Linked DNA regions of Homo sapiens: region 1 is linked to region 2. A link is a loop called in an ENCODE intact Hi-C map of the cell type or tissue named here. Cell type or tissue: breast epithelium. All regions are shown on one strand. Region 1 overlaps MCF2L (MCF.2 cell line derived transforming sequence like). Region 2 overlaps MCF2L (MCF.2 cell line derived transforming sequence like).

Region 1 (5,000 bases), 75 kb after region 2:
GCTGTGTGTTTGGGTGCTGAGTGTTTTGGCGCTGAGTGAGTGCTGAGTGTTTGGGTGCTGTGTGTTTGGGTGCTGAGTGGTTGGGTGCTGTGTGGGTGCGGAGTGTTTGGGTGCTGAGTGTTTAGGTGCTGTGTGTTTGGGTGCTGAGTGGGTGCTGAGTGTTTCGGCGCTGAGTGGGTGCTGTGTGTTTGGGTGCTGAGTGTTTTGGCACTGAGTGTTTGGGTGCTGTGTGTTTGGGTGCTGAGTGTTTAGGTGCTGTGTGTTTGGGTGCTGAGTGTTTCGGCGCTGAGTGGGTGCTGAGTGGGTGCTGTGTGTTTGGGTGCTGAGTGGGTGCTGAGTGTTTCGGCGCTGAGTGGGTGCTGAGTGGGTGCTGTGTGTTTGGGTGCTGAGTGTTTGGGTGCTGAGTGTTTCGGCGCTGAGTGGGTGCTGTGTGTTTGGGTGCTGAGTGGGCACTGAGTGGGCGCTGAGTGTTTGGGTGCTGTGTGTTTGGGTGCTGAGTGTTTTGGTGCTGAGTGTTTGGGTGCTGTGTGTTTGGGTGCTGAGTGCTTGGGTGCTGTGTGTTTGGGTGCTGAGTGGGTGCTGAATGTTTGGGTGCTGAGTAGGTGCTGTGTGTTTTGGTGCTGAGTGTTTAGGTGCTGTGTGTTTGGGTACTGAGTGGGTGCTGTGTTTAGGTGCTGTGTGTTTGGGTGCTGAGTGGGTGCTGTGTTTGGGTGCTGTGGGTGCTGAATGGGTGCTGTTTTGGCACTGAGTGGGTGCTGAGTGGGTGCTGTGTGGGCGCTGAGTGTTTGGGGGCTGTTTGGGCACTGAGTGTTTGGGTGCTGAGTGTTTAGGTGCTGTGTGTTTGGGTGCTGAGTGTTGGGCACTGAGTGGGTGCTGAGTGTTTTGGCACTGGGTGCTGAGTGTTGGGTGCTGAGTGGGCGCTGAGTGTTTGGGTGCTGAGTGTTTGGGTGCTGAGTGTTTAGTAGCTGCGTGTTTGCTGTGTGTTTGGGTGCTGTGTGTTTGAGTGGTGTGTGTTTGGGTGCTGTGTGTTTGAGTGCTGTGTGTTTGGGTGCTGAGTGTTTGGGTGCTGAGTGTTTAGGTGCTGTGTGTTTGGGTGCTGAGTGTTGGGTGCTGAGTGTTTGGGTGCTGAGTGTTTTGGCACTGTTTGGGTGCTGAGTGTTGGGTGCTGAGTGGGCACTGAGTGTTTGGGTGCTGAGTGTTTAGTAGCTGCGTGTTTGCTGTGTGTTTGGGTGCTGAGTGTTTGGGCACTGTGTGGGCGCTGAGTGTTTGGGCGCTGTGTGTTTGGGCACTGAGTGTTTGGATGCTGAGTGTTTGGGTGCTGAGTGGGTGCTGTGTGTTTGGGTGCTGAGTGTTGGGTGCTGAGTGTTTGGGTGCTGAGTGTTTTGGCACTGTTTGGGTGCTGAGTGTTGGGTGCTGAGTGTTTGGGCTCTGAGTGTTTGGACACTGAATGGGTGCTGAGTGTTTAGGTGCTGAGTGTTTGGGTGCTGAGTGTTTCGGTGCTGTTTGGGTGCTGAGTGTTTGGGCGCTGAGTGTTTGGGTGCTGAGTGTTTAGGTGCTGAGTGGGCGCTGTGTGTTTGGGCGCTGAGTGTTTAGGCACTGAGTGGGCACTATGTGGGCATTGAGTTTTTGGGCGCTGTGTGTTTGGGCGCTGAGTGTTTGGGTGCTGAGTGTGTGGGCGCTGAGTGGGCATTGAGTGGGTGCTGAGTGTTTGGGCACTGAGTGGGCGTTGAGTGTTCGGGCACTTTGTGTTTGGGTGCTGAGTGGGTGCTGTGTGTTTGGTCACTGAGTGGGCGCTAAGTGGGTGCTGAGTGTTTTGGTGCTGAGTATTTGGGTGCTGAGTGGGTGCTGTGTGTTTGAGTGCTGTGTGTTTGGGTGCTGAGTGGGTGCTGAGTGCTTAGGTGCTGTGTGTTTGGGTGCTGAGTGGTGGGAGCTGAGTGTTTGGATGCTGAGTGTTTTGGCGCTGTGTGGGTGCTGAGTGTTTAGTAGCTGTGTGTTTGCTGTGTGGTTGCTGAGTGTTTGGGTGCTGAGTGTTTAGTTGCTGTGTGTTTGCTGTGTGTTTGGGTGCTGAGTGTTTGGGCACTGAGTGGGCGCTGTGTGTTTGGGCGCTGAGTGGGCACTGAATGGGCGCTGTTTGGGCACTGAGTGGGTGCTGTGTGGGCGCTGAGTGGGCGCTGTGTGTTTGGGGGCTGAGTATTTGGGGGCTGAGTGGACACTGTGTATTTGGGCACTGAGTGGGCGCTGTGTGTTTGGGCGCTGAGTGTTTGGGTGCTGAGTGTTTGGGTGATGTGTGGGCGCTGTGTATTTGGGCGCTGAGTGGGCGCTGAGTGTTTAGGTGCTGAGTGTTTGGGTGCTGAGTGTTTCGGCACTGTTTGGGTGCTGAGTGTTTCAGCGCTGTTTGGGTGCTGAGTGTTTCAGTGCCATTTGGGTGCTGAGTGGGTGCTGAGTGTTTGGGTGCTGAGGACAGACTTGTCAAGGTCTTGCTACTAGGATTCCACAACTGTGGAAAAGGCATTGTATAATCCTAAGTGAGGTCCCAGCCACTTATGTTGCAATCCCAGAGCTGGGTTGGAACTTGGGGTGCGCGATCTAGAATTCCCGCCTGAGATCATGTTGTCAGCAGTAGAGATGAGCCCAGGTGTCCCTGCAGCCAGCGTGGCTGGAGGGCCCAGACTTGGCCCACGCCCCACGCGTCCCCTGACTTCAGACCCTACCCCAGCTTCCTAACCTCAGGGCCCTCTTCTTATGGTCCTCGCTAGGCCAGCCTGAACATTGGAGTGTGGCTGGGGCAGTGCCCAGGCAGGACATCCTGGTGAGTCGGTCACTCCTCCTCTAGTCCTTGCTGCTATATTCCTTTCGGGCTTTAGGGCAATGCCATTCTTTTCTATATGTCATATTTTAGGTGCATTTAACTTAGTTATCCAGAAATCAAACTCAGTTGCTTCAGTTTCTTTTTTTGGTGATGGGGTCTCCCTGGATTTCAGCATCTGGACATAACTTGGTGTCGAGAGCAACCATCACTGCACGTCTGTCATCGCGGCTTTTGAGCGCTTCCTTGGTGCAGGTGTCCACTGAACGCCACGCACGCCTTGGTCCATTTCATCTTCGAAAGGGTGTCATGAGTAGGCACTGCCGGTCTCCCCACTTTCCCAATGGAGAAGCTGAGACACAGAGAAGGGGAGTGACCTACCCAAGTTCCCACGCCTTGTAAGAGGCAGAGCCAGTTTCCAAATAAATTCATGTAACTGTGTCCAAGGCCGTGTGTGCACACCAGGGCACAAGATTATTTTTATTTTTGTAGGTAACACACACATGTGTCTATGTTGCTTTTATAAAATTTGACAAGTGTCTTGGTTTCCTGGGGCCATGGTAACAAAGTAACTACAGACTGACCACTGGGCGCACAGAAGCTGTTCCCTCCCAGCCCCGGAGGCGGAGTCTGAACTCAGGTGTGGCCGGAGGGGGCTCCTTCCAAGGCTATGGGGAGCGTCTCTCTGCTCGAGGCCTCTCCTCAGCTTCTGGTCTGGCTGCCTCCTGGGTCTCCCTGGGTGTGGAAGCACCGCCCCGGCCTCCACCAGCAAATTCTCTGGGAGCTCTCCACGCGGTGCTGGGATCAGGGCCTGCCCTAATGACCTCACTTTAGCTTGGTTACCTCTGTAAAGACCGCGTCACCAGCCAAGGTCACGTTCGGAGGCACTGGGAGTTAGGCTTCGACATCATAATTTGGGGGGACACAGCTCAGCCCCTAACAACTGTCGTAAGCTTTGGACTTTTACATTTGTAAGCAGCATAACGTTCTGCCAAGACATGAGGCTTTTCCTCTTTTCTTTTAGAAAAGAGATGCCTTTCACAGAGGCCAGCATCTCTACCATGTTTATCTCAGCATAAACCTGCTGCGTTGAGGATGCCTGGCCGCTAGCTGCGCGCCCCCGGTCAGCCCAGCGTGCAGGCACCGCACTAGGGGGGCTGCTGTCTGCAGAGCACGCTGCAGGCCCTTGTCTCTCGCCCTCTCTCACAGGCATCTTTCCCGGCAAACCTGCAGCTCGTCCTCGTGCTTCGCCCGACGGGTTTTTTCCAAAGGACTCTCTCCGACATCGCTTTCAAATTCAATAGAGATGACTTTAAGATGAAGGTGCCGGTAAGTGCGCCCCGCCTCCATCCTGCGGTAGCAGAACGGAACTCATTGCCGTCCTGGCCCATCTGTGATCATCGAAATCCTCGAGGAGCTGACTTCAGGGCCACACGGTCAACAAAACCCCGCAGGACCTGGCGGGAAGTTGCACCTCCTCAATGCTGCCAGAAGCAGTACAATCCTTTCTTCCCCCACCCCCGCCCCCAGCCCCCACCCCGCCAGAGGTGCACAGAGCATCAACCTCAGAGAGGCCACCGTGTGGGCATCCCATCAGGACGCGGGTCACGCGACATTCATACCCCCAGGAGAACTACAGAACTTGAGACCCTAAGGGCTGAGAGTCCGCCTGGCCCACCCGCGAGGAACTCAGCCCAGGCCCTGCCTGCACCCCAGGGATGAGAGAAGGGCTGGGGAGGGGGCTGTAAGCATCTCTGGACCTGGGAGGGAGCACCCACTGCTGACAGGGATGGGCCGGACCTGTCCTGGAGCAGCCAACAGGGTGACCCCTGCCCCATCGCCACCACACTATCCCGGCACAGGGCAGCATCTCCCAACACTGCCCACTGAGAAAGCACCTTCAGTCCTGATCTGCTGTCCTTTAAAGAACAAAGGCTTCACAAAGTCCCTTAGAGCCTGTGGAGCCCGGTCACCAGCCCGAGCTGTGTAGCTCCCCCGGAGAGCCCTGGTCAGCTGCCTTGGCGAGCTCACATCTTCTCTGCCACAAAGAGAACAGAGACATATGGGCCAGCACCAGGCACCGCAGAGCACCCCATGGCACCAGCCAGATGCTACTGGAAACCAGGCAATCTGGGGTGCAGGTCGCTCACTGTGAAGCTACTCCCTGTGCGCTGGGAATCAGGTGGCACCAGCC
Region 2 (5,000 bases):
TCCCCAGATGCACCGAGCCCGTGGCATCTGGGTGGAGCGGCCTCCGCGGCACAGATCACCTGGGTGTAGTGAGAGGCAGACTCTGGGTCCCTGGGCCTGCGAGCCTGAGACCGGATGACCACCAGCTCCTGGCAGGGTCCACACCCCGAGGCACAGGCAGGGGGACGCATAGCCCAGGTGTGGGACCTCCTCCTTCAGGCCGGGCGGTGCGGGTGCGGCTCAGAGCCCAGTGCCCTCTGCCTCCTGTTGCCTGGGCCGCCAGCGTGACCCACCTGGCATGGACGCCTGGGGACTGAGCCTTGTCCGGCCCCCTCCCAGCCCTGGCTGTCTCCCTCGGCAGGAGCTCGGCACCCCGCAGGTTTTCTTCCCAGGATGTGCGTCTCCGATTGGAAGGTGGAGGAGTCACAGATGCCCCTTTGTGTTTCCAGGCCTGGACTGGGCAGGCCCCGGTCAGGGCTGGGGGAAGATGCTCAGCTCATGTTGGACCTGAAGGTTGTGGGAAACTAGGCCCGGAGTGCAGCAGTGGAGGCCTTGTCTGAGGGGTCGGGCAGTGGGGGCCCCAGCAGAGAGCATGGGGCCGACGAGGGGGACAAAGGGACAAGAGCTCAGGAGCTTTGGAAAGAGGTCTAGGGGCCTAGTGGGCTCCAAGGAGGGCAGAGAAGCCCCACGTACTCCTAGTAATGGAGGCCGTGCCCACCTCGTGAAGGGGATTTCTGAGCTGGGGCCGAAGGCACAGGATGTGGTGGCGTAGGAAGAGCAGTGATGGAGGCTTTCTCCAAGATGTTGGCCGTGCCGTGGAGAGGACTGGACGCTGGGCCAAGGGTGGCCGCATCCATGGGGCCTGGAGCCTGCGGACTGCAGGAAGCCACAGAGTGGGTGGCAGCAGGGGACCTAGGGATGGAGCGAGCCCAGGCTCCGTGGCAGGTGGCCGGGGGCATCTCCCCAAGGCTCTGCCCCTCTGCCCATCAGGTGGGAGGTGCGGCAGATGGGGAGTCTGGGGGGCCTCCTGCGGAGGAGGGTGTGCGCCACGGAAGGCTGCTGAGCCCTCATTGTGTCTGGTGGGAGGCGGGCGTCACAGCTGTGCCGAGAGGCCTGCTCTCGCGTGCTGTGGGAGGGGGGAGACGTGGTGAGGGAGAGCTGGGCAGGGACCATGCCGCTTACCCTCAGGACAGGGTGAGCTGTCCCAGCAGTGGCTGAGCCCGTGCTGCATAAGGGACTTGGCGTGATGTCTGTGATCGTGTCTGTGGTTGGAAGTGACGTCTGGGCTGGAGCTGACACCCAGCTGGAGCTGTGACAAAGGACAGGATGATCAGGGAAATTGCAGAGAACAAGGGCGAGGATGGAAGCTTGAGGGGCGCCGAGGTGTGGAGGGGGTGTCGGTGGAAGAACCCTCAGGAGCTGGGCTGGGGCTGGGGCTGGGGCGCAGCTCGTCCCCGAGTCCATGGTGGTGACGCTCAGGAGGCGCTGGTTCCAGTGGGGAGGTTGGGGAAAGCACTTCCTGATGCCTTTGGGTGTGGAAAGTGGTGGGGGCAGCCAGGCTGGTTCAGTGCAAGGCCTGAGGTGAGGTTCAGGTGCGGCCCACGGGCTGTGGCAGGGACGCAGCACTCAGCAGGTGCCTCAGGGTTTGTTGGAGGTGAGGGGGTAGCAGAGCCCCTCACACAGGTCTAGGTTGCAGGTTCATGGCAGCTGGGTAGGGACGGGAAGCTCCAGTAAGATTCACCATGGGATTTTTCACCAGAAACTCCTAGAAGTTAGTTCTGTGTCGTGAGAATAAAAAAGTTAACATGTCTTTGGCTTCCCATCTGCTGGGGAGTGTGCCCAGTGGCACTGCGGAAACCCAGGCCGGACCTCACAATTGCAGGATGAGCCTCCTCCCTTCTATCCGGCAGGTGGCCTTCTCCAGGCATTGCCCTGCACCTCGAGGGGCAGCGGGGCTTAAGTCAAGCTCTGTAAATGCGGCACCCGACGTCTGAGGCCCGCCACGCTGCAGGTTCCCATCTCCAAAGCCCGTGGTGCTGGGCACGGCAGAGCCGTAGGCGGAGACAGGGAGCCGGGAGGAGCGTCAGATGCCTGTGGCCTCTTTACAGCTCTGTCCCCTGCCTTATCTCGCTGGCTCTGCCCTTGGTCATCAGGATGTGAGGCGGTGACGGACACTTCAGTGCTCTGACGCACTGTGGCCCCGGGGAAGCGTGGTGTCTGCAGCCTCCTGGGCCTTCCCTTCTGCCTGGCTTCCTCCTCCTCCACCCGTCCACCTGTGTGTCTGGGTCAGGCTGGCTTCTGCATCTCTGTGGACAGACCTCTCCCCGTGCTGCAGCTGTTTTCCTTGGGTTGAGCACTGAAAAGAGCCCCTTTGGGTTAGGAGGCAGGTGGACTTCCACTCACATGGAGGAGGAGCCTCCTCTGCCCGGAGGAGACGGTGCTGGGAGAAAATGTAGCTGCAGGTGGAGATTTTCTGATAACCAAGAGTGGATGTTGTCTGTTTACTGAGTGGAGGTTGGGGCCGGTGCCAGGGTTGTCCATCTCCCCTCTGTCCTGCATGGCATGGTGGCAGAGATACCACCATACTTCAGAGGCAGCAGCACCCTCGCCGGGTGCCGGATCTCCCAGGGTCCACCTGTGCTGCCCTGCCCTGGGGTATTTGGAGCTGAGTTCCAATTAAGCCAAGAAAAACAGATTGTTTTACTTAGAATTTAGAAATTCTCCTTTTTTTTTTTTTGAGATGGAGTCTCGCTCTGTCACCCAGGCTGGAGTGCAATGGTGTGATCTTGGCTCACTGCAACCCTGCCTCCTGGGTTCAAGCGATTCTCCTGCCTCAGCCTCCCGAGTAGCTGGAATTACGGGTATGTGCCACCGCACCTGGCTAATTTTTTTGGTATTTTTAGTAGAGATGGAGTTTCGCCATGTTGGCCAGGCTGGTCTCAAACTTCTGACCTTATGTGATCCGCCCGCCTCAGCCTCCCAAAGTGCTGGGATTACAGGCATGAGCCATTGCGCCCGGCCTAGAAATTCTCTTCATAAAACGTGTTTGAGATTGGCACAGGAAGTTTCAAACAGAATCAGGATTCACCATAAGAAGCAGATAAATACATTTGAGGCACCCAGGGTGAGTGATCTCAGCGGAATTCCCCTTTAAGCTTCCTAGTAGCGCGTGCAAAAAGGAAAACGTGTGGATCTAAGACTGTGCACAAACAAAAGCTGTTCTTCTGGGAGGAACCAATCCCTCAGCAATCACACTTGACTCCCTCGAAGGAAAGCTGGAAGGGGAGAGGGCGTCAGGATGCAGGTCCCGGTGTCTCTGTGCAGCTCATCCTCCTTCAGAGGCCGCTCTGCTTCTGTCCATCCCTCCAATTGCCAGTGGTGTCAGCATTTGGGGCCGTGATCAGATGGAGGAAGACTGGCAAGCAGTCACCCCCGACAGGACTCTCTGGCTCAGCCTCCCCAGGAATATGCTGCTCCCCAGGCACAGCGGAAGACCTGCTGCGTTTCATCTTCCGGCTGCCTGTTTAAAGCAAGGGAGGCCATGCCCCCAGCGGGGTCCCTTGTGCCTGGACCCAAGGCAAGAATAGCTCAGGCTTGTTCCTTTTTCCTCAAGTTCCTCTCGGGCGGGCACGGTGTGTCGCCTGGACCTGCATGTAAACATCAGGGCGGAGCAGGAATCGGCCTCCAGGAGGGTAATTGCCTGGCGTACTCTGTCCCAGGTAGTGGGTGAAATGAAAGTAAAAAGCCAGCTGGTCCCTCATGCAGATTTTAGGGGACAAAGTTCAGCATAGAAAGGTCCTGTTACAAGGAGAGGGTTGTGGCGAGCCCAGGGCAGCGCGCGTCCTCCCCGGCAGCTGATCCTCGCCATGGGGGACGGAAAGGCTGTCCGGATTTCCGTGGCGGAAATGAAAAGCTACTACCTGTATTCTGAGTGGTGCTCCTGGCTGCTGTCCGTGGCTGAGGGTGAGTCTCCTCGTCCCCTGTGAGTCCCTCGCAGGTGGTGTGCTCGGAGCAGTCGAGGCGGCCTCTGGGTGAGGCAGCATGGAGGTGCCCTCTGTGGATGCCCCGTGCTCCACAGGGCAGTCTGTGTCCCCTGTGGAATTTGCAGTAGCTCAGGGAGTGGGGATGAGAAGCAAATGAGCTTTTCACCCTAAAGTTATCATCTGATCCTAATTTATGTCACAGTTACCAAAAGCAAATAACCTCCTTTTGTCTGGCAAGCCTGAGCCTCACAAACTGTGCAAACAGCTGGGGGCTCAGCCTGCACCAGGCTGCCCCGCGTCTTGAGAGCTCTGATGTCCCGGGGCCATGGCTGCAGGTGCAGGACAGAGACAAGGCCGTGACCGAACACTTTGCTGGTCCCCTTGACCATGGGACACCCGGTGACGTGCCTGAGGATCGGCCCCGGCACACCGAAGCCCGGTTTATGCAGAGCTTCCCACGGTCAGCCGTGCAGGGAGCTGTGAGCCCCGGCCACTCTTCCTCTTCCCGTCCCGTGGTCAGTGAGCCCCCAGGGCCGTGCGTGGGGCTGAGCAGGTCTCCTGCCTCAGAAGGCATTTCCTTCATTCCACCTCGAAATCCAGAAAATGCCCTGGAACAAGGGCTCGCCCCTTCACTGGCTGAATGCCATCTGTGTGTCTGCCTGGCATGACCTGCGGTCGGGGTCTGATCCTGCCTGTGAAGACACAGTCTCTGTGAGGATGGGGCCGCGGCCGGATGCCATGTGGCGCTTTCCCGGGGCCCAGAGTGCTGAGTCCTTGTCCTCAGAGTTGCAGCTTTGCTGTTTATAAAACTGCATCCACTCTCTTCTGAACTCACCCGTTCTGCAGATGAGGAGAGTCAGGAAGTCACGGAGAGAAATGCGCATCACAGGGTTGTCAGAGCGTCCCACGAACGGTGTGGGAGGACACAGCAGTAGACGTCAGCACCACCACCGCCCCATTCACACCTGGGCTTCCCCCAAACCTCCCACCTCCCCACGGTCCCACTGCCCTCGGAGGACCCACCGCACAGGGGTGTTT

Evidence for each region. A loop is a pair of places that touch in the nucleus more often than their neighbours do. Peaks named below come from ENCODE experiments on the same cell type or tissue, not always from the same donor. Only the 100,000 strongest peaks of a DNase experiment are listed, where the experiment ranks them.
Region 1: it touches region 2 in a loop (31-fold over the local background); 1 of 110 quality-filtered maps calls a loop at or near these places.

Annotation. Positions count from the first base shown.
Region 1 is chr13:113,056,578-113,061,577 of GRCh38, forward strand. It overlaps MCF2L (MCF.2 cell line derived transforming sequence like), which reads left to right. Exons shown (of 30, transcript NM_001112732.3): 5 at 4,016-4,135. Among named protein-coding and RNA genes, the nearest start is that of F7, 47 kb to the right of the region's middle. In breast epithelium, no CTCF peak of the experiment used is centred here; no DNase peak of the experiment used is centred here.
Region 2 is chr13:112,981,538-112,986,537 of GRCh38, forward strand. The region is part of intron 1 of MCF2L (MCF.2 cell line derived transforming sequence like); the gene reads left to right. Among named protein-coding and RNA genes, the nearest start is that of MCF2L, 15 kb to the left of the region's middle. RefSeq lists enhancers at 1-709, 3,992-4,989. In breast epithelium, no CTCF peak of the experiment used is centred here; no DNase peak of the experiment used is centred here; H3K4me3 peaks cover 3,423 bases; H3K27ac peaks cover 1,612 bases.